2 separate regions of the Homo sapiens genome follow, and region 1 is linked to region 2. Evidence: read pairs that join two places in POLR2A ChIA-PET (ENCODE). Cell type or tissue: A673. All regions are shown on one strand. Each heading gives the region's core, and the rest is flanking DNA. Links, peaks and the distances in the headings are about the cores only. Region 1 overlaps HOOK1 (hook microtubule tethering protein 1). Region 2 has its middle 10 kb from the start of JUN.

Evidence for each region. ChIA-PET counts read pairs that join two places held together with the same protein. Peaks named below come from ENCODE experiments on the same cell type or tissue, not always from the same donor. Only the 100,000 strongest peaks of a DNase experiment are listed, where the experiment ranks them.
Region 1: POLR2A ChIA-PET joins it to region 2 with 5 read pairs; 1 of 35 experiments calls an interaction of 5 or more read pairs at or near these places.

Annotation. Positions count from the first base shown.
Region 1 is chr1:59,871,418-59,875,745 of GRCh38, reverse strand. It overlaps HOOK1 (hook microtubule tethering protein 1), which reads right to left. Exons shown (of 22, transcript NM_015888.6): 22 at 1-2,951. The coding sequence ends at 2,781. Among named protein-coding and RNA genes, the nearest start is that of CYP2J2, 53 kb to the left of the region's middle. In A673, for the core only: no CTCF peak of the experiment used is centred there; no DNase peak of the experiment used is centred there; H3K27ac peaks cover 576 bases.
Region 2 is chr1:58,771,604-58,775,952 of GRCh38, reverse strand. No RefSeq gene overlaps it. Among named protein-coding and RNA genes, the nearest start is that of JUN, 10 kb to the left of the region's middle. RefSeq lists enhancers at 1,749-1,808, 2,440-2,639. In A673, for the core only: no CTCF peak of the experiment used is centred there; a DNase peak (open chromatin) is centred at 2,372.

The DNA of each region.
Region 1 (4,328 bases), core at 329-4,328, 1.1 Mb before region 2:
CTGCCATACGTACACACCCTTAACCTTAAAAAGAAAAGGAATTTTAATCTTAGAGCAAGTGCTTAACATTGAAGATCATTTGCAAATTGGTCTGTGGTTTTACTTTATAATCACTAGGACATTTAATTCCTTATCAAATAGACAAATGCTGAATATCTCTTCATTGGTATATGTACTCAAGCCTCCCTTATAACACAGATGTGTATAAATCATGGTTCAAGATGAAATGTTTATAATGCTTTACCACCCACAGGGTGTCAACTCACTACATTAACCAGATGTGGAAAAGAATCTCACTTCTGATCAGTTCCTGAATTTCTGTATGATTAATCACAATAATACAGAACTTTAAATTACATTAGTCTTATATAAATACTTACATATCAAACGTTTTGAATCCTACTTATCAACTAGAAAAGTGATAAATCAGAAATTTCCTTTTTCTCTATTAAGAAAAATGAATCTAGCCTTATGTCCTTATTCAGAAATTGCATGATTTAGAAGTTCCAAGTATAATGATCTGATCTGTGAAAACACTAATTTATTAAAGTTAATGTTTTACAATAAATTCCTTTAAAACGGAGTTTGAAGGGCTTGTAAAATCTCAATCATAAGCAAGTAGAAACACCAAAGGGGCAGATGTCTTCGCTGACTAAAATATGTCAAAATGCCATAATATTTAGAAAATGTTAAATACCATGCTAAAATATTTTCAAAGGCTTATTTTATTTTACCAGAAGTCACAGGCAAGCAGACACTACAAGAATATATGAAAATGAAACTCAACAATATAACTGTATCAAAATCTAAGAGGTAGTCAACAGAAGTAACCCTGATAGAACAACATATCCTGACAGGTGCTCCCTAATCTCGGAGATGCAAATGCAGTACGAAATTCTTGTATTTTCAGTAAAAAGTTACCAGGCAAGAATCTAAAAACCAGGTATCTAAAAAATAATAATACTGTAAATGGAACAATACTCACACTGTATTTGCAAAGAAAGTCTATGAATAAAATTTAGACCACAGCTCTACAGCATGCAAGCCAAATCTGGCCTACCGCCTGTCTTTGTAAATAAAGTTTTACTGAAATACAACTATGCCCATTTTGTTTATATATTGTGTATGGCTGCTTTAACTCTATAATGGCAGAGTTGAGTACTTGCAACAAAGATCATGTAGGCCACAAAGCCTAAGACATTTACTAAAGTATTTACTCTTTGTCCATTCACAGAAAGTTTGCAGACCCCTGGTCTAAACACACTGCTGATAGGTATGTATGTTGAACAGCACTGAAATGATTAACTATGGTTGTCACAGCATAAGGTATTCAACTGTATGGAATGTAAGATGCTAATTATGTCACAATTCAGTTCCTTTTTATATCTGAAATAGTCCTAACATTTTTCTTCTTTTTGTGGTCTAACATCTAATATCAAATAGTATTTCCAAGTTACTATAAAAAGATTATGGTACTATCCAATAGAACTTTCTGCAATGATGGAAATATTCTATAGCTGCCCTGTCCAATATGGTACCCACTAGCCACATGTGGCTATTGAGCATCTGAAATGTGGCTGGTGCAACCAAGAGACTGAGTTTATAATTAATTAAATTTAAATTGTCATATATGGCTCATGGCTATGATATACGACAGCACATATTTAACACAACTAAAATTCAAAAGTGCTAACTTTTAAAAATGACCCCAAAAGTTCAAAAGTAACACCTCTGAAAATAAGAGCTTTGGGCAGAAACGAACTGAATACCACAAACTGAGCCCAAGATAAACTCCTTAATAAGTAAACAAAATCAAACTGATCCCACCTTGTTTCATCACTGCAACATCCCTTTTCAATGAAGCAAAATTATTATATGATACAATTTTTCAGCAGAAGCTAAATACAACTTTATGCTTAAAAGCAATAACTGAAATCTTCATTAATTACCTTAAAAAGTATATAGACATTTCACAAAAAGTATATATATATATATATATATATATATATATATATATATAGCTTGCTTTCCATCAGAAAGTCACCTATTACAAATGTCAGTTTATTTCTTATGCTTAACATTTTAAACATGATGTCCAGAAGCCCTTATTTGCCATAGGTACAAATTAGAACTATGAGATTAGATTTTCAGAATATGCAAAATTTCCAATTAGTCAATTTTATTATTCCAAAGTCATTCCAATTGTCAGATCTTCCAAATGTTGTATCTTCCATGACATGACAAGGTAGAGGTACACATTCAATGGAAGAATTAGGGGACAGAAGTAAAGCCTTGTATATATTAAGTCAAAGAAATCACCCTTGCATAGTTCTCCATGTCCCTGCCTCAAGACTGTTTTCATATAAATCAACAAAAAACAAAAAAAGATTAAACAAATCCAATTAATGTTCTAAGATTAAGTATTACTGAATAGCTATTGAAAATTAATTAAGTTACTAATACAACTGAAAACATTTAACTAAAATATACAAGGCCAATTTGAAATTATAATACTCTCAAAAGACAAATGTTTGTTTGAAATGTGTGTATAACTGCATCTCCAATTATTCAAATGTGCTCCCTCAGAGAGATGGCTAATTCTATAATTTGTTTTTAAAGTCAACTGGCAAAATTAATTTGATGCATGTTGATTTTAAAATACCTGATATCCCGCATCATAAACTCTTTTTCAATCTGGTAGTTAGTTGAAAGGTACAAAATATTTTAAGGACACTTCTATTTTATGTGGTTTTTTTGTTTTGTTTTGTTTTTTTTGCAGTTTAATCAGATGTTGTAGCAGGGACTTTAACAGAGAGATTTCTTCTGGTGTTGGTGATGTGCCGTTGCTGCGCTAAGAAAGACCGCGCAGGAGTGCACGCACCAGTGTCACTGCAGGCACCACCGCCGCTCACAAGTCTAGATTCCATCCCCAGTTTCTGGAATGCTAGACTCTGAAAAAAAAAAACATATATTTTTTATTTAACATGACTAAACAGAGTTTGCCGAGTGCTTCTCACATAAAGACACTTAATCCTTAAAACCAACCTATAAAGCTAAGGCTTTCCTCATTTTTATAGAAAATAAGGGTTCAGAAGCTGATTAATCTATGAAATGGTAATGCTAGTAAGAAGGCACAAAATCCATTTTCTCTATTTAATCACTAAATTTAAAATTATTTAAAACAGTAACTTAAAAGAATGGCCTGGAATTAGACTTAATTATAAAAATTTTTGTGTTTGGGCCATCACCGTACCACCTATGAGCAGACATGTCACAACAGAATGGCTTAGATCAAAGGTTCTTGAAGGGTGGTCCCCGGATTAACAAGATTAGCATCCCTGGGAATTTGTTAAAAATACAAATTTAGGGGCCTTACCCAGACCTACTGAATCAGAAGTTCTGCCAGTGCGTCTAGCAATTTGTGTTTTAACAAGTCTTCTGAGGCAAGTTAATGTTTAAGAACCACCAGTATAGATTAAATTTACTATAGTCTATCTCAATATTGATACCTGATAAATTACCATATTTTGGCTGTTGAGTTTCTTATAAGGGAAGTCATTACTCTCCCACTAGACCACATAACACAATTTTACTGAACTTAGCATCACTAGTAACTAGTACAGTACATGGATATTAGATGCTCAACAAATATAGGCTGAAAAAAATGAATCAATCATGGACTACCTGGCTACAATATCTTCACTGATTTATGTATCAAGAGGTCATGGAAGAACAAATAAATAATACACAGTCACTGATCTCAACTAGGATGACTGACTCATGAGAGAAAGTTCTGAGAATACCTCACACATAATTTCCTTCAGGGCCCTTTAAGCAATATTTTACCCAACAGAAGAAAGGAAAGAGCTCAGATGAAAAGCATGGTGTCATGAAAGCATGAGCCATGTTTCAGGAAGAATAACTAGTGCTTTCTGGTGGAGCACAGCATTCACACATGGGAAGTTTATAAAGTGATATGCCTTTGTATAAATAAGAGATAAAAGTAGATAATAGCCTATTCTGGCTGACTAGAATAATGCAAAAGAACCATATACATCATGAAATGCTACTCTTGAAAATATCCTACTGATACTACCAATGACAAAATAAAACACATTTCAAACTATGCTATTTTCTCCTTGGTAGTACAAAGAGACAAATAGGAAGAGTAACCCCTGGATAAAAAAAATAAAGTAATAAATACAGTAAAGGACACACTGAGGCTTTAGAGGATGTTAAAATAAATACTGAGTAACTAGAAGCATTTAATTTTGCATTACACAGATCTTCATATTTCTTCAGAAACCTTTTATGGGCAAAAATTGAGT
Region 2 (4,349 bases), core at 350-4,349:
GTCTCTTACTCAGTGCACACCCCTACGTCTACATCAAGGACCCTGAGGACTGAATTAGTTATCAGAAGGTTCTTTGATGTGCACAGCATCTGAGCAAAGGTAATCAGATAGTCTCCTGGGATATTTTGTCCATGCCGCAGCAATGTCTAATGAACTCTCCTTGCCTCTCTGCAAACTCCCCCTCTCTGGAGAGAACGAACACTTCTGTGCTGAGAAGCCCTGAGAGTTTCTTGCTATACAAACTTCTTTCATGTACATCACTAAAAAACATTGTTTGATGATTGCCTCATTATTGCTTCAAACAATTGTGTTACCAGATGACCAATACAGTTATTGCCTTCTTAGGTTGTAGGTACTCACTGGTCCCCTGGACAGAATTTGAATATTTCCCAAATATCCTGAGGATTGTACATTCATCACCTTGGGCTGATGACTAATCTCTTCCAGGGTGTATTGATTGATCTTAGGTTCATGCTTGAAGGGGGAAACTTTTCCTGATATTATGTTATCCTGGAGAAAAATGGGCAGGCATCTGAATTGTTCTATTATTGACCATTCTACCAGTTAAGATGTGTGCAGGGGCCAGCAACAGAACATGCAACGTAAACCAGAAGACCAGCTATGAAACAAGTCCACGAGTGGCTAATGTAGTGGCTTAATGACATAATCACGGGTTCAGGTGCCTCCTATCTTTTCATTTCACCATTCTCAGTGTGTCAAGGAAGTTTCTTGTGAGCACTCAAGATACCTGCAGCATTTCCGGCATCATAAGTCAACACAATAGTCACCAGCAATGCAGGAATGTTTACTATCATCTTTCTGTTTTTATTAACAAGAGAAACTTTCCTAGCGGCTCCCCACCTCCACCCCAGTAGACTTGCCCTTTTGTCCCATTGGACAGGAGCAGGTCATATTCCTAGACTCAAAATCATTCATGACTAGGAAATGAACCCACCATGATTGCTTGTACTTTGCCATCTCCTACCTCCTTGAACTTAAGCGAGAGGACTTCTGACTTGCATCAGCCAATGAAATGCAAACAATGGTGACATATCACACCAAGATAGGACGCCTTGAGAGCAACTACAAGATTCAACATCTTCCCTTTTCTTTGCCTTGGCAACTGTGGACACACAGGAATGCAATGTCCATCAGCCTGTGTCCTTAAACGATAGTGATGTGGACAGAGTCCACTCTCCTCTCCCACAACTCCTGACCACCAGCATACCCACAGTGACCATTTAGCATGAGCAAAATCCCCCAAGAATTTGTTGCTTTAAGGCACTGAATTTGAGGGTTGCTTGTTCTTATAGCATTACCTAGTATATTCTAACTCTAGTAGGAACCAACAGTAGGAACGATATCCTCTGGTAGGAACCAATAATGCTTGCTACAAGCATAATAAAAACCGACACGTATATAATATTTATAATAGATACCATTTGCTACATGTCTCCTATGTAGCAGGCATTGTGTTAGGACTTCCAGGGTTGGTGTTAAGGGGAAATGGAGCATCAGGTCTTGTTCAACTTTAGGAAATAAGTGACTTGTAGAAGCTCAAGCTGAATCCAACTCTTCCTGACTCCAAAGAACTGGCTTTGTCCACACAGGACCTTGCTCTTGAATAGTACTGCCATGTAAATTTCTATCTCATTGAACTCTGCAACTTCTCTGCCACACAGGCACTGTTATTTCATTTTGTATATGAGGAACTGAGATTTAGAGAAAAAAACTATCTTGCCAAACTTCAGAGCTAGAAAGACACTAGAGCCTCTGCCCTTCCCACTGTTCCTCACTGCACTTCTGAACAAACACATCAGGAATTGAGGTATTATGAGTTAGGGGAGAGAATTGAGGTATTATGACTCAGAGGCATGCAGATTTTGGAGTGAAGTGCCCCTGCGTTAAATCTAGCCTCTGCCACTTGTAGCTGGGGAGCATGGAGCCAGTCCCTTACCATTGATTGCTAATCCTCAATTTCTTTCTTTGCAAAAATGAGGCCAATCATGGCTGCCACAGAAGGTTGTTGGGAGGAACATACATCTAAAGCACTTATATACAGCAGGCACAGAATAATTAGCTAGTTTTTACTGTCGACTTGTTAATTTAAGAAAAAAAAATCAGGAATACAATCAGGAATACATACACACACATACACACACACACACACACAGCTGAAATAAAAACATTTCCCATTAAGATTCAACGAGGTCTCACAGGGCCTACTTCTTGGTCATATAAGGGCTGGCAGGTCCTCTCTGTGGGCTGGAGAAAAGTTTTGTTTCCCCAGCTGCACTCACGGGGGAATACTCTGCAGGCACTGCATTGTGAACCTGTTTGGCTTGGCTCAGAGGCCTGTCAGCACATTCAGGAAGTGAAGTCAGAAAGAGGCAGGATTTCAAACAGAGCCAGCTGCACACAAATGCCCAGGCAGTGAAATGCCTTATTCGAGCAGGGTGCCTATCAGCCTGGCTTGCCCTAGGTGCTGTCAAAGAAGCCTCTGAGAGTGGCTCTGTGCCAGAAAAGGAAGAAGCAATCACCAGCACCCAGGCTAAGGCCATAGCTTCCACAACAAGGTGGCCTGGGGGCTGTGCAGGGGTCATCTCAGCCAGTCTCCTGCCTTAGGCTCTCTGAGCTTGCTCTAAACCTGAGCTCTCTGAACTTGCTAGGTGGAGGGCCTAATGTTTATCTCCTGGGAGTATTGAAGTCAAGGTGTGAGATTGGGAGAAGAGATGAGGGAAAGGACAGCAAAATGAAGGAATGGGTTACCAGTGTTGGGGAGGGGAGGGAGAGAACTGGATGAAGTGCCTGAGAGGATATGGAATCCTGAGAAAGAACCATGCTGCCACTCTCCAGCCATATTCGCATGCCGAGGAAACAGCATAGTGGCTAAGATCTGAATTCTAATATCAACCTCGAGCTGTCAGTGGGAAAATATTTCACTTGTCTAAGCCTCAGTTGCATTCACTGTGAAATGGAGATAATATAATATCTACTCCCATTGTGTTGCTGTAACGATTAAATAGGTCAATATATGTAAAAGAGCTTACTTAACCTAGTGCCAGCAAATCATAAATGTATCAGTTAGAATTCCATGGTTGCAAGAGGCAGGAAACTTAGTTTAAATGGAAAGGATTTTTATTGAAATATATCAGTCAAAAACCATCATAGATGTAGCTCCAGACATGGCTATATACAGGGTTCAAATGGTATCATCAGGCTTTGATTTCTGTCTGTCACTCAGCTTGCTCTGGAAAGTGTTAGCTTCATCTTCAGTCTCCATGTGGTAGTGTCCAGAAAGTCCCAACTCTCCATCCATAGGGGTCAGAGGGCTACAGCAATTTCTCACAGCCTCCCAGAATTATGCTTCATTGATCTAATTGGGTCACATACACATCCCTGAACCAATCAGTATGGCCAAGGGGTGAAGTGGGATATATTGACCAGCTTAAGTGTAGGTCAAGTGCCCACCTCTGAAACCAAGGTTGTGGAGTCATTCAAAGCACATGGCCAGACAGGGAGGAAAGAGGGTATCTTCAAAGGAAAATCAGGATCTAGGAGGGAGTAGATACTGGGGGGATCAAAAGAAAATGTCAACTACCAGAGCTCATCCATTTAGTGATTATTGTTGCTGTTATTATTATCAAACCTTGCAGACCAGGCTAGAGGTATCTACTGCCTTTCTAAAATTGGGTCACAATGCATTACTCATTATTTACTTTTTGGTCTCTCAATGGGCAATTCTGGTCAATGTCTTCTTAAAGTCTTATCTTAGGAAAGTGAATATCGGGCCAGGCGCAGTGGCTTGCACCTGTAATCCCAGCACTTTGGGAGGCCGAAGTGGGTGGATCATGAGGTCAAGAGATCGAGACCAGCCTGGCCAACATGGTGAAACCTCGTCTGTACTAAACATACAAAAATTAGCTGGGTGTGGTGGTGCACACCTGTAGTCCCAGCTACTCAGGAGGCTGAGGCAGGAGAATTGCTTGAACCAGGGAGTCGGAGGTTGCAGTGAGCTGAGATCTTGCCACTGCACTCCAGCCTGGCAGCAGGGCGAGACTCCGTCTAAAAAAAAAAAAAAAGAAAAGAAAAGAAAAGAAAACGTGGTTCCTTCAGGGGGAGGGGACAAGGTAGGAGGGGAGGCCACAGGGGCAGGTGGTTCCAGATAGTATGTGGTTTAACTTGCCATATCGGAATATAGTACCCTCAAGTCGTCAACAAACTGAGCAGCCAGATGATGGTGAGCAAAGAAAACCCAGGTTTTTTCTGAAAATCACACTAGTTCATTCTTTTTTTTTTTTTTTGGATAACCAAAGTAGTTTTGGTTTTTTTTTTTAATTATTATACTT